2 separate regions of the Mus musculus genome follow, and region 2 is linked to region 1. Evidence: chromatin loops called from intact Hi-C (ENCODE). Cell type or tissue: left cerebral cortex. All regions are shown on one strand. Links, peaks and the distances in the headings refer to the core of each region. The heading gives the core; the rest is flanking DNA. Region 1 holds the start of Atg4d (autophagy related 4D, cysteine peptidase). Region 2 holds the start of Slc44a2 (solute carrier family 44, member 2).

Region 1 (6,421 bases), core at 764-5,763:
TCCCTTCCTCCCTTCTTCCCTTTTTTTCCTTCCTGATGTTTTTGATGGAAGCCAGGGTCTCAGCCTTGCCAGGCTAATGCTCTCCATCTGTGTGTGGTGGTGACCACACAATCTCACCATGACTCAGGACAGAGAGAGGCAGGAAGATTTTGATACCAGGTCAGAAGGGCTCACATGGTGAAAACCTGGCTCGGAAACCAAGGGCTGCCACCAGCTGAAAGCTTTTGCAGAGCTGATGGTGGAGCTCAGCAGGCTGCTCTTGCAGGGGACCAGAATTTGGTTCCTTCGCTCACAGGAAGTGGCTCAAAATCAACTTTAATTTCAGCTCCAGGAACCCCCTCATCCGGGTATCACCAGCATCTGCATGCTCTCTCGCTCTCTCTCTCTCCCCTCTGTGTGTGTGTGTGTGTGTGTGTGTGTGTGTGTGTGTGTGTGAAAGAGAGGGGGGGGTGTTTTTTGTTTTTTTGTTTTGTTTTTCGAGACCGGGTAAACCAGGGTGGCCTCAAACTCAGAAATCTGCCTGCCTCTTCCTCCCAAGTGCTGGGATTAAAGGCGTGTGGCACCACTGCCTGGTTGATTTTTTTTTTTTTAAAGATTTGTTTATTTATTATATGTGAGTACACTATAGCTGTTTTCAGACACACCAGAAGAGGGCATCAGATCTCATTACGGATGGTTGTGAGCCACCATGTGGTTGCTAGGATTTGAACTCAGGACCTTTGGAAGAGCAGTCAATGCTCTTAACCTCTGACTAGCTGATAATTTTTTAAAAAGTCTTTTTTAAAAAATTAAAGTAATATAACAGAAACAGCACTGTTAGAGAGGCCAAGACTCAGCGACTCAGCTCAGGTGGTAGAGTGCTTACATCGCCTGCTTGAGGCCCAGGATTCCACTGGCCTTTTCCCCTCCCCACATACATCCATGTGATAGTGTGTACTTGTTACACTAGGTGTTAAAGGTAGGAAAATCAAAGTTAGAGCTGGAGAGATGGCTCAGTGATTAAGAGAACTAGCTGGTCTTGCAATGTACTTAGGTTTAATTCCTGTTACAAACATTTTGGCTCACAAACTATAACTCCAGCTGCAGGGAATCCAAGAGCTCTGCTGGCTATAGGCACGCACGTGGTCACGTGGCACACATACATCCTTGCTGGCATCCAACTTATGAAGATAAGCAATTTAGAAACCTTGTCTATAAAAAAAAAAGTTCAAGGCCATCCTAAGCAACACCGTTAACTGGAGGATAGCCTGGGCTATACAAGACTGTCCAAAGCATTGCACAGCATATCCCACTCCCTCCTCACCAGGTGTGCTGTGGCATCTTGGCTATCTTCCTTCACTATCCTGTGGGTGGCTGAGTGCCCAGGCTTGCTTCCCTGCTCAGTATTACAAAAGAGAACTATGGTAAATGTTGCCAGCCAAGGAAAAGGTCAAAGTTCAAGATTAGAGGCACACTTTCTGCTGAACCTCGGTTGTTCTTACAACAGTTTCAATCAGGAAATCCCAATGGGTGTGGCTGGTGCACGCCCCTGAATGATGAATAATGGCAAGAACTCTTTGTTGTTGTTGTTGTTGTTGTTGTTGTTGTTGTTGTGAATATAGCTCTCCTTGTGAAGCCTAGGCTAGCCTCAAAGTCACTGTGTACCAAGGCTAGTCCTTGGTGTCAGCCAGCCTCCTGAATGCTAGGATGATCGGCTTGAGCCACCACACCCAGCTGAAAGAATGCCATTATAAAATGAGGAAGAGGGCTGGAAATGTAGCCTGCAGCAGAAAATTTAAAAAGATTTCTCTCTCTCTGTCTCTCTCCATTTTTATTTAGGGTACGTGCACATGGGTGTGTGTGTGTGTCTGTGTGTGTACTAGCATATTACAGAATTCATTTGGAGGGTTAAAAGACAGCTTTTGGGAGTTGGCTTCACCATCTCCCATTTGGGTCCTGGGGGTCAAAGTCAGGTCACCAGTCTTAGCAACAAGTGCCTATACACACTGAGAAATTTACAAACTCCTTTTGCCCTCATTTGATTTTGTTGTTGTTGTTGAGTTTTGTTGTTCTAATACTTGTGTGTGTTTTTGATACAGGGTCTCACCATGTGAGCCCATAGTGGTCTTGAATTCACAGAGATCCATCCTGCCTCTACTTAATGCTGGGATCAAATTCTCTCTCTCTCTCTCTCTCTCTCTCTCTCTCTCTCTCCTTCTCTCTCTCTCTGTTTTGTCTCTTTCTCCCTCTTTGATTTTTTTTTCAAGACAGCCCTGGCTGTGCTGGAAATCACTCTGTAGACCAGGCTGGCCTTGATCTCAGAGACCTGCCTGCCTCAGCCTGCCTAGTGCTGGGACTAACGGTGTGAGGTATGACTGCCCAGCATGGTCACCCCACCCCTGGTTTTTTTTTTTTTTTCCCTTGAGATCGGATCTGATGGCCTCAAACTTGCTATGTGTGTAGCCCAGGGTGAACTGCCTCCACCCCCAAGTGCCTGATACACACGGTTTATGTGCTGCTGGGGACTGAGCCCACACTTTGTGCATGCCAGGTAGGCACTCTACCAACTAAGCCCCAGCTCCAGCCTTATTTCAAGTATCTTAGGTGGCAATCTGATATGATTTCATTTCAGGGAAAGGTCTATATAGTCAGGGCACTGAAGTACTCACTACTCCATCAAAGATGCCTTTGGCCTTTCTTTTTCTCTTTTGCAGTGCGGGGACTGAACATGCCCCATGAGTGCTACAACAAAGCCTTACCAATCTACCCTCCTCTATACTCCCCGCCCCTGCTGATTTCCCCTCCCTCCAAGCCTATCCAACTACAAATGAGGTTGCAGCCTTTCCTATTTTATATAAAAAGACATCCTACTTTCTGATACGGCCCCCCTTCTTTCTCTTTGGGTTGGAATCTTTCCTTGGATATGCATCAGTTGTATGAAGATTCAGTTGGGGCGATGCAGGAGAACCTTGTATGCCTGTAATCCCAGCACTCTGGAGGCGGAGAGAGAAGGATCATAAATTTAGGACAGAGTAGCAGGTAAAGGTGCTTGCTGCCAGCCGGACGACCCGAGTTCAGTCCCTAGGACTCATGTGGTAGAAGGTGACTTCCAAAAGTTGCCCTCTGAGTGCCACATAAGTGCTGTGGCAAGGATGTGTACACACATGCACACACACACCCACGCACGTGTGTGCACTCGCGTACACACACACACACGTGCACATACACACACAGATAAATAAGTGTAATAAATAAATAATAGGCAAATTCAAGGCCATCCTCAGGCACATAGCTTGTAAGTTCAAGCTCAGCCTGGGCTACATAAGATAGGGTCTCAAAATACCAAAATTGGGGCCGGAGAGATGGCTCAGCAGTTAAGGGCACTGGCTGCTTTTTCAGAGGTCCTGAGGTCAATCCCCAGCAACCACATGGTGGCTCAAAACCATTTGTAATGGATTCTGATGCCCTCTTCTGGTGTGTCTGAAGACAGCGACAGCGTTCTCATAAAAATAAAATAAATAAATAAATAAAAAAGATTCACTAAAAAAAATGCCAAAATCGTTTTCCTTTTTTTTTTTTTTAATTTATTTACTTATTATATGGAAGTACATTATAGCTGTCTTCAGACACTCCAGAAGAGGGAGTCAGATCTCGTTACGGATGGTTGTGAGCCACCATGTGGTTGCTGGGATTTGAACTCTGGACCTTCGGAAGAGCAGTTGGGTGCTCTTACCCACTGAGCCATCTCACCAGCCCTCGTTTTCCTTTTATAGTCTTACAGATAACTCCCTCAAATTTTGCTCAGGAGAAAACTGAGGCACTGAGAATCATGACCAATGGGGCACCAATGGGTCAGGGATAGTCACATCCCCAGGGTGACATCTGTTCTGGGTTGATAAACTCTGTTGTGTTCACAGTCTCTTTCGTTCTCATGAAGCTCAGGCTGGTTTCAAACGCCTTGCACAACAGAGGAGGGGCCTGTGCCCCTGCCTTTGCCTCAGAGACTTGGGTTTCATGCACCACTACACTCAGTTTCTGGGTTTCAGGGAATAGAACACAGGGCCTCACGTGTGCTAGGCCCTCTACCAACTCAGCTCCATCGCCAGTGTGCTCAGTCTTTGAGTACCCCAGCACTAAAGAAGCTGACGCAGGCGGGCAGCCATGAGTTGGAGGCCAGCCTGAGCTCCAGGGTGGGTTCTCTGCCTGGGCTCTCCAATTTCACTGCAGGTCGGGGCATGTGTTCTGGGCGTGAACGGAGCTCGTGTGCCTAAGCAGGACTTGAATAGTCGGAATGTATTCTCCTTAGGAGAGTCAGGTCTAAGTGAGAGCTTGTCTCAAAACATTGGAAAGGCCCTTCAGATGGCTCAGCGGATAAAGATGCGATAAAGGTGCTGGCTGTCTAGGAACCTGAGTTGGCTCTTACGAGATCTCCACAGGCACGACAAGCCCCATGTATCGCACCCAGAACATGGGACCTTCAATGCAGTGGAATTTGAGTGGCAGGGCGGGGAAATCTGCACTTTTGAGCGAGAGAAGGTCCGGCGTCCGCAGCTTGAGATGTCATTCAGAACAAGGGTGTGCAAGGCTTGAGAAAGGGCTGTAAATGGGCGTGGCTTCTCCGGCTCTGACCCATTGGTCTGAGATAAGGGCCCCCAGGGACGCGCTTGCGCCTGCGCGGTGAGATTAGGAGGGTGTGGTGAGTCCAAGGGAGGCGGACTGTACAGGGGCGTGGCTTGCTCGCTAGCCAAGCCCACCGTATCCGGGTGCTCTGGGCCACCAAGATGGCGCTGGCTGTGGGAGCCCGGGTATCCGCTGCGGCCAGAGCCGGACCCGGGAGCCCGGCTCTGAGTATAGAGTAACACTGTGCTGGCCGCGGGGCTGCTCCCGAGCGTTCGCAGTTCCCCGGACCTCGGGGACACCTGCGTCCTTCCTCTCCGGCGGGTCCATGAACTCCGTGTCGCCGGCTGCGGCGCAGTACCGCAGCGGGAGCTCGGAGGACGCGCGCCGGGCCGATTGTCGCCGGCCGAGGGGACAAACCCGTATCCCGGATCCTAGCAACCTGGGACCTTCGGGGTCCGGAGTGGCAGCTCTCGGTTCATCTGGGACAGACCCCGCCGAGCCCGACGAGGTGGACAAGTTCAAAGCCAAGTTCCTGACAGCCTGGAACAACGTCAAGTATGGTGAGGAGGGGGTGCACTGGTCAAGGGTGTCAGAGGGGTCAGAGCAAAAGAAACCAAACCTTTACCCTGTCCTGTGGATGAGCCCATCCAGGAGGAGTCACAAGCAGGTCCTCCGCCCTTCCCAGTCCTGGACGTGGGGCAGGTTAAATGGGAAAGGTTTTCAAGCTCCGCCCATTGCACCTGTTTGACCTTGGCCAAATACCTTGCTTTCCTGCGGTCTGTTTACTGCCCTCTGTAACATAGGTGCAATAGTATGAACAGAGTTAATAGATGTTGGTTCACACCTGTAATCCCAGCACTTGGGATGCTGAGGCAGGAGGTTTACCAAGAGTTCTAGGCTATCCTGGACTATATAATAAGTTCCAGGCTGACTTGAGCTCCTCATGAGACTGGGTCTCAAAAAATCGGAAAACAGGGGGCTGGAGAGACTGCTCAGCAGCCTTGGCTGTTCCTCCAGAGGAACAATTACCAGCACCCACATGGCAATTCACAATTGTCTGTAACTCCAGTTTCATGGGATCTAACACCCTCACACAGGTATACATGCAGGCAAAACACCAGTGGATATTTTAAAAAAAAATTGGAAAAAGGCTAGTGAGATGCCGCAGTAGTTAAAGGCATTTGTCACCAAGCTTAAGGACCTCAGCTCCAGCCTGGACCCCAATGGTGGAAGGAGAGCCCCCACTCCTGTCAATGTTCTATACTCCAGACCCAAACTGTGGTGCTTGCTTGTCCACATATATACACAAGCTCACATACACAAAATAAAAATGTGCTTTATAGATTTACAGCAAAACCCAACAGTCAGAATAGAACGGCCCTGGGTTGATAGTGGGTCCTTATGAAGATGTGACTAAGTCCCACCTGTGTTCCAGACAGATGTGGTGTGGCATGGATTTTGCAGAGCCGCCGCCCTGACATCTCAGCTAGGATCAGGCCCAGTTCAACACTGGGGAATGGAAGACCCATTGCTGATACTTGAGTGCTTTAAATTGCTGCGAGCTACTCCATGTTTCCCCAGGTTGGGCAGTTAAAAGCCGGACCAGCTTCAGCAAGATCTCCACTGTTCACCTCTGCGGGCGATGCTACCATTTCGAGGGAGAGGGTGAGGTGTCAAATCTGGAACCAGGGTAGGGGAAGTCTCCTAGGGTTCTCCTTGATTGCCAGGCTGACCAGTTGGTTCTCATAGGTGACATCCAGCGGTTTCAAAGGGACTTTGTATCTCGACTATGGCTCACATATCGCCGGGACTTCCCACCCCT
Region 2 (6,421 bases), core at 441-5,440, 55 kb after region 1:
AGAGAAACCTTGTCTCGAAAAACCAAACCAAAAAAAAAAAAAAAAAACAAAAAACAAACAAAAAAAAACAGGGTCTTTCTTTATAACTCTGGCTGTCCTGAAATTCATTATATAGACTAGGGTGGCCTTGAACTTACAGAGATCTGCTTACCTCTCACTGCTGATTAAAGTTGTACTCTCAGAGTGAGTTCCAGGACAGCCAGGGCTATACAGAGAAACCCTGTCTCGAAAAACCAAAAGAAAGAAAGAAAGAAAGAAAGAAAGAAAGAAAGAAAGAAAGAAAGTTGTACTCTCAACAAAAATGAAGTAAGTATTTTTAAACATCCTCCTTCTTCGCACCTGCACTGCCTGGTTCCAGTCTCTCTAGAAACCATTGCTTGTTCATGTCGTTTATGTATAAGTGCATGCATGCACGTGATGTCTTCCCAAGCTCGGTTCCTCTTCACCCATCATACCCCCATTGCCATATGGGACCAAACTACTAAATGGCTGTACAACCGTGGAGAGGGTGTGGGCTTCTCAGCCCCACTTCCTGAGGTTCACCTCTTTGTTCCTCCTCATGCTCACTGTGTGGCAGTGCGGAAATTGCTTAACCTCTCTGAGTACTTTCCCCACACTGGAAAGTTGTTATAAAGACTTCATATAAAAAAAAATTCGAATTTCTCCTGACTCTGAGTCAGCTCTATAAAAACTCAGCTTTTATGACTGGACACATGGCTCAGAAGTCAAGGCTCTTCCAGAGGACCCACCCTCAATTCCCAGCATCCACACCACAACCACCTGTAATCCCAGTTCCGGGGACCAATGCCGTCTCTGGCTTCCACGAGCAGAAGGAATACACAAGATGTGCACGTGCAGACAAATGCTCACACACATAAGATTAAAAAGTAATATTAGTACCACTCCCAGGCTCTTCCACTCTAGAAAGACACTGCTTGTTTATTTGTGTGTATGTCACGTGTGTGGGGAGCCCGGGGAGGCCAGCAAAGAGCCTGGGAGTCAGAGGAGCTAGAGATGTTGGCACTTGTGATCCAGCCTATGTGGGAGCAGGAACCGAACTTGGGTCCTCTGCAGGAGTAGTGTGGGAGGCATGGAGGTCTAACCCATACTAACACATATTTTCACTATAAACGATAAAGTTTCTTCTGCTGCCACAAAACATTTTTCCCTTAAGGAGGCACAGTCTAATTAAGGGAAAGGCCCCTGTGTTCTTATGCCAGGGTAAGCCTATGCTTGTATCCAAAATGCTTTCCAGAAAATGAACTAAGTCCCAGATGGCTCCTGCTCCAATGCATCCAACCAGGACAGCATCCTGGAGACCAGGAGACAGGAAGATTCTGAAGATAATGGATAAACCTACAGAGAGGAAACATCCCAATAGAAAATCCAAGCTGGGGCCAGGCGTGGTGGCACACGCCTTTAATCCCAGCACTCGGGAGGCAGAGGCAGGCGGATTTCTGAGTTTGAGGCCAGCCTGGTCTACAGAGTGAGTTCCAGGACAGCCAGAGCTACACAGAGAAACCCTGTCTCGAAAAAAAAAAAATAAAATAAAATAAAATAAAAAAAGAAAGAAAGAAAGAAAAGAAAAAGAAAGGTTGCCTATAGTAGTAGACATATGATGTTGTTTTGTTAAGGGTTGGTTTCGGGGTTTTGTATTACCAGTCCCATAAATAATGACTGAAATACAAAGAGAGGTTTCCAAAATCGCTTGCATGATTAGTACAACTATTGATATTACAGCAAAAAAAAAATTAGAAGAAATTAGTTAAGAGAAAGGCAAACGGAACCACAGTTCTACAAAATAGAGCAACTATAGATTATTTGTGGCTCAAGCACTGGCCTGGTGATCAATAATTTCCTGGCGTGTGTTGCTTTAATGTGTCAGAGTTTTCTCATACTATTTGGTGATCAAATTAAAGAGGTCCATCCGCATAAAGAGATAAGCAAAACTCTCTTAAGTCATCTGCGAAGGGCCATCATGGTTCAGATGGCTTCCTCGATCCTTGGTCATTCCGTTAGGTGTTCTTGTAACCATCTTGTGCGTGTAATAGACTAGCCACGCAGCAATGCCTTCAACCTTGGCCTCCATTACAGTCGTAAAGTTCTCTGTAAGGAAAAAAAAAAAAAAAAAAAAAAACAAGTGGAGATGTAGGAGCATGGAGATCCTTGTGCTCACAGAGAAACAACCTGGAATGTTAAACACACGGGATGTTCCTTCACAGAAAGGGATACAAGGGCTGCAGGACTTGTTATCAGCACAGCAGGCCAGGAGAAGATGTGACCTTTGCACTACCCGTGTGACCTCTCCAAAACCACACTGGATCCTCCCCCAGGCCAACATCAAGAGCTTGGGGATGGCTCTATGTGGCTCAGGCTCTCCTGAAACCAGCTATATACATAGCCAAGGATGGCCTAGAAGTCCTGCACGCCATGCTAGGTTCTTCTATGCCTCCTTCCACGGCCCACAGAGCTCCCAACTAGACTACCAGACACCCTTGCGACTCCTCTCCTCCTCTCTTCTCTCCTCTCTTCCTTTTCTCTCCTTCTTTCTTTTTCTTAGCTGGGGATAGACCTAGCCTTACACATGCTAGGCCAAATGCTCTACCACAAAGCCACACCCGCTTCCCTTCCTCTATTTTAAGCATTTTCCATTTTAACTGTCTCTTTTAATTTTGGGGGGCGGGAGGGGAGTTTCAAGACAGGGTTTCTCTGTGTAGTCCTGGATGTCCTAGGCCTCACTCTGGAGACCAGGGTGGGCTCCAACTCAGGGATCCACTTGTCTTTACCTCCTGAGTGTGCCACCACCATCCGGCTCTTTTCCGGTTTTGTTTTTGTTTTTGTTTTTGTTTTTGTTTTTGTTTTTTTTGAGACAGGGTTTCTCTGTATAGCCCTGGCAGTCCTGGAACTCACTTTATAGACCAGGCTGGACTCAAACTCAGAAATCTGCCTGCTTGCTTCTGCCTCCAGAGTGCTGGAATTAAAGGTGTGTGCCACCATTGCCCAGCAACTTCTAAGGTTGCTTTTTTTCTTTTCTTTTCTTTTCTTTTTTTTTCTTTCTGTTTTTATCGAGACAGGGTTTCTCTGTATAGCCCTGGCTGTCTTGGAACTCATTTTGTAGACCAGGCTGGCCTCGAACTCAGAAATCTGCCTGCCTTTGCCTCCCAAGTGCTGGGATCAAAGGCGTGCCCCACCACGCCTGGCTTAGGTTAACCATTCTTTATTTTCTCAAGATTTATTTCTTTATTGTATATAATAGTGTTCTGCTTGCATATATGCCTGCATGCCAGAAGAGGGCACCAGATCTCATTATATATTGTTGTGAACCACCATGTGGCTGCTGGGAATTGAACTCAGGTCCTCTGAAAGACAGGATCTGGAAGAGAGCAGGCAGTGCTCTTAACCTCTGAGACATCGCTCCAGCCCTAATCATTGTTATTCTAGAACTTATTTTAGATCATGTCTGTCAACATTTCAAACCTTCCACTGATCAAAGAAAATTTTTGTTTATTGAGACTGGGTCTCACGTACCCCAGGCTGTCCTCAAACTCCTGTGTAGCTAAGGCTAGCCTGGAACTACTGTGCCTCCTTCTTCATCTCCCAAGTGCTGGAATGATAGGTGTTTTTCAAAACTACCTTTTAAGGTTGGACATGGTGGCATACACCTTTAAACCCCACACTCAGAGATAGAGGCATGGGTATCTCTCTTAGTCTGGTCTACATAGCAACTTTCAGGATAGCTAGGACCCCAGGGAGGCTCAGTCTCAAAATAATAATAATAATAATAATAATAATAATAATAATAATAAAGGAGATCCTGCAGCTTCTGCCTCCCCAGTGCTGGGATTGGAAGATTAAAGTCGTAAACCTCCTACCCAGAGGCCCAGGGACATGCCACTCCTTCTCTTTTATTCCTTTCTGACTTGTGTTCAAACTCTCAAAATCTTACCAATAGGATGAATGAGCACATGACAACTTTTTCTGCATCCCTAGCTCAGTCAGCGCTCAGTACCTGGACAAAGAATGACTTGCTGAGCGGTGGTTGAGCACACCTTTAATCCCAGTATTTGAGGCAGACAGATCTCTTGAGTTCCAGGCCAGCCGTGTTACAGAGTTCCGGTACATCCAGGGCTGCACAGAGAAACCCTGTCTAAAAACAAAACAAAAACAAACCCACAAAACCCAAAACAACAACAACAAAAAGAATGACTGACCAGCAGATGCAACACACTAATTGTCCACAGAGAGAGCGGACTGGAAACCAGAAGGTGGCTGCCCCCCAACGCCCCTCCCTGGGCACGCCCCTAAGGGGCGGGGCTGTCTTGGGCGTGCGCGCTGGGGGCGGTGTCAGGCGGGGCAGGGCGGGGCCAGCAGCGCGCGGTGTCTCCCGCCCGCTTGGGTTGGGGTCGCGCTGGCTTCGGACTCAGCTCTCCTCGGTTGAGGCCATGGAGGACGATCGGAAGGACGCAGTCTATGGTAGGAGTAGCCTCCGGCCTGTAGGTCGCCTGTGCTGACTTGGGAAGGAGGGGGTTTTGAGGAAGGGCAACATCTGAGAGCCTTAAAACAAAACACTCGTGGCTGCAGGCAGTACGAAGGCCCTTCTGTCCGCGTCCTCAGGCCTCTGCATCCCGCGCTGGCTCAGCCGGAGCTCTTGGCCCTAGCCCAGGTTGTCCCCCGTGTCTCTTTTCGGGGATCTTCAAGCTTACTCCCTTCCTGAGCGATGAGCCGGGACTTATGGCGCATGCTCCTCGCCTGGAGGTCCCGTTATCTGGGAGAATTAGGTGATGGGCGGGGGAGGGGATGCGAGGCGATCTTAGCTTGGGGTGTGGGCAAGAATGGGGCCCGACCTCGCCACATGTCCCGTCTCCTTAAGACCCAAGTGTCCTCCACATCTTCGCCATTTACATCCAGAATAGCGACTCCAAGCTTAGTACTAGATGGGGAAACTGAGGCAAGGCTGAAGAGTCCCGTATAACTGGAATTAGGTGCCTAATGCGACAGGGAAGGTCAGAGACGAGGCGGGCAGGCGGGGAGCAATGCAGAAACTTTCCCTGCCTGTGCTGATTGTTGCAGGTGCCTGTAATTTTAAGGGTTCCAGGAGACCCGGACCTCAGTAAGGCCTGAGGTGGCCTTAGCCACTTGGAGCTGGGGGTGGGGCCAAGATGCGGATTTCTCACCCTACCCGACTCCGGGTTCCCACGGACTGGGTGTTGAACTCTGAGCCTCCTTCCTCTTATCTATTTTAGGTTCCTTGGGCCTAAATCGGCCACAAGCCTTAAGAGGCATAGCTGAGACTCTGGCAGAGGGGCTCTATCCCTCCCCCTGATATACCACTTTGTGTGACTGGAACTTCCTGGAAACTGCTAGACTCTAGAGTCTTGGGGAGGGGGCCGGAAATGGTTCAAAAATAACTAGAAAAGCAAGTAGGCTCTCTGCCTTCCTCCTCTTTCCTGGGTCTGTGCGGTCCAGGGGGAGGAAAAAAAAAGAATAGACAGGTCCCAGAGGCTGTGACACACCCTTCCTGGCCTAAAGGAAGGTAGCAAGACCTAGCCTTTCAGGGCTCTCCCAGCTTGAAGTTGCCAGCCCCCAGACCACTAGAAGGTCTGAAGCCCCAGGCTCTTGGGTTGCTGTGCAACTATTGAGTGCTTCTGGCTGTCTCTGGTGTGGGATTCTTGGTCTGGGAGCCTGAGTATGCTTGGGTATCACACCTGAGAGAATCTTTGGTCTTCTCGAGGTCTGTTTGAAATAAAAGTGGGGCAGAATGAGCGTGGATATTATTTTACCTGGCTTCAATTTGTCCAAAGGGTGGAACTTTTTTTGCGGGGAGAGGCAGAGGGGGGCTGTACATTGTGTTGCGATGGAAATCGGAGACTCATGCATGGCGCATGGTCAGTAAGCCGTGGGTTTGAAGCTAGAACCCTGGCTCATGTTTAGCAAGAACTGGAATCTAGATGGGGTCGCTCATGCTCAGAAAGCACTGGTGTTTATGTGTGGGTGGGGCTGGAACCCAGGGCTTCTACAAGCGCTGAGACTGAAACTCAAGGCAACACGCATGCTCAGTGGGTAGTAGGGCCTGGAAGCCTGGAAGCCTCAGTCGTGTTCAGCAAGTGATTGGCCTAGATCCCACTCTGCTGCTAAGCCCCCAACCCCCCAGCCCCAGGCCCCCAGGAATTTAACGAACCTTTCTCAGGCAAAGGTCTGACTGGGAACGCAGCAGTCCACCGAGGAGAGAAAGGCGTAGACCGCCAGAAGGACCAGTGAGAACATGTAATTGTAGGTTGTTAAGGTTGTAGAGCAACGGACAAGATGCTATGTGTGAAAGAGCCACTAGGGTCTATTTTAAGAAATGAAGGTTTTAAGAAATGAAGGTTGGCGTGTGCCGGCCGGGTGAGATGATTGAGACACGTGTGTTCCAGGCAGAAGG

Evidence for each region. Hi-C counts contacts between places; a loop is a spot of excess contacts. Peaks named below come from ENCODE experiments on the same cell type or tissue, not always from the same donor. Only the 100,000 strongest peaks of a DNase experiment are listed, where the experiment ranks them.
Region 2: it touches region 1 in a loop (6-fold over the local background); 1 of 42 quality-filtered maps calls a loop at or near these places.

Annotation. Positions count from the first base shown.
Region 1 is chr9:21,260,559-21,266,979 of GRCm38, forward strand. It overlaps Atg4d (autophagy related 4D, cysteine peptidase), which reads left to right and starts at 4,727. Exons shown (of 10, transcript NM_153583.10): 1 at 4,727-5,159; 2 at 6,181-6,264; 3 at 6,349-6,421. The coding sequence starts at 4,925. In left cerebral cortex, for the core only: a CTCF peak has its summit at 3,464 (motif pointing left); a DNase peak (open chromatin) is centred at 4,659; H3K4me3 peaks cover 1,668 bases; H3K27ac peaks cover 1,464 bases.
Region 2 is chr9:21,316,379-21,322,799 of GRCm38, forward strand. It overlaps Slc44a2 (solute carrier family 44, member 2), which reads left to right and starts at 4,341. Exons shown (of 23, transcript NM_001359227.1): 1 at 4,341-4,473. The coding sequence starts at 4,443. Gm39302 (predicted gene, 39302) reads right to left here and starts at 4,736. Exons shown (of 2, transcript NR_166671.1): 1 at 4,212-4,736; 2 at 1,692-2,106. In left cerebral cortex, for the core only: a CTCF peak has its summit at 3,275 (motif pointing right); DNase peaks (open chromatin) are centred at 4,368, 4,627 and 5,297; H3K4me3 peaks cover 1,564 bases; H3K27ac peaks cover 1,522 bases.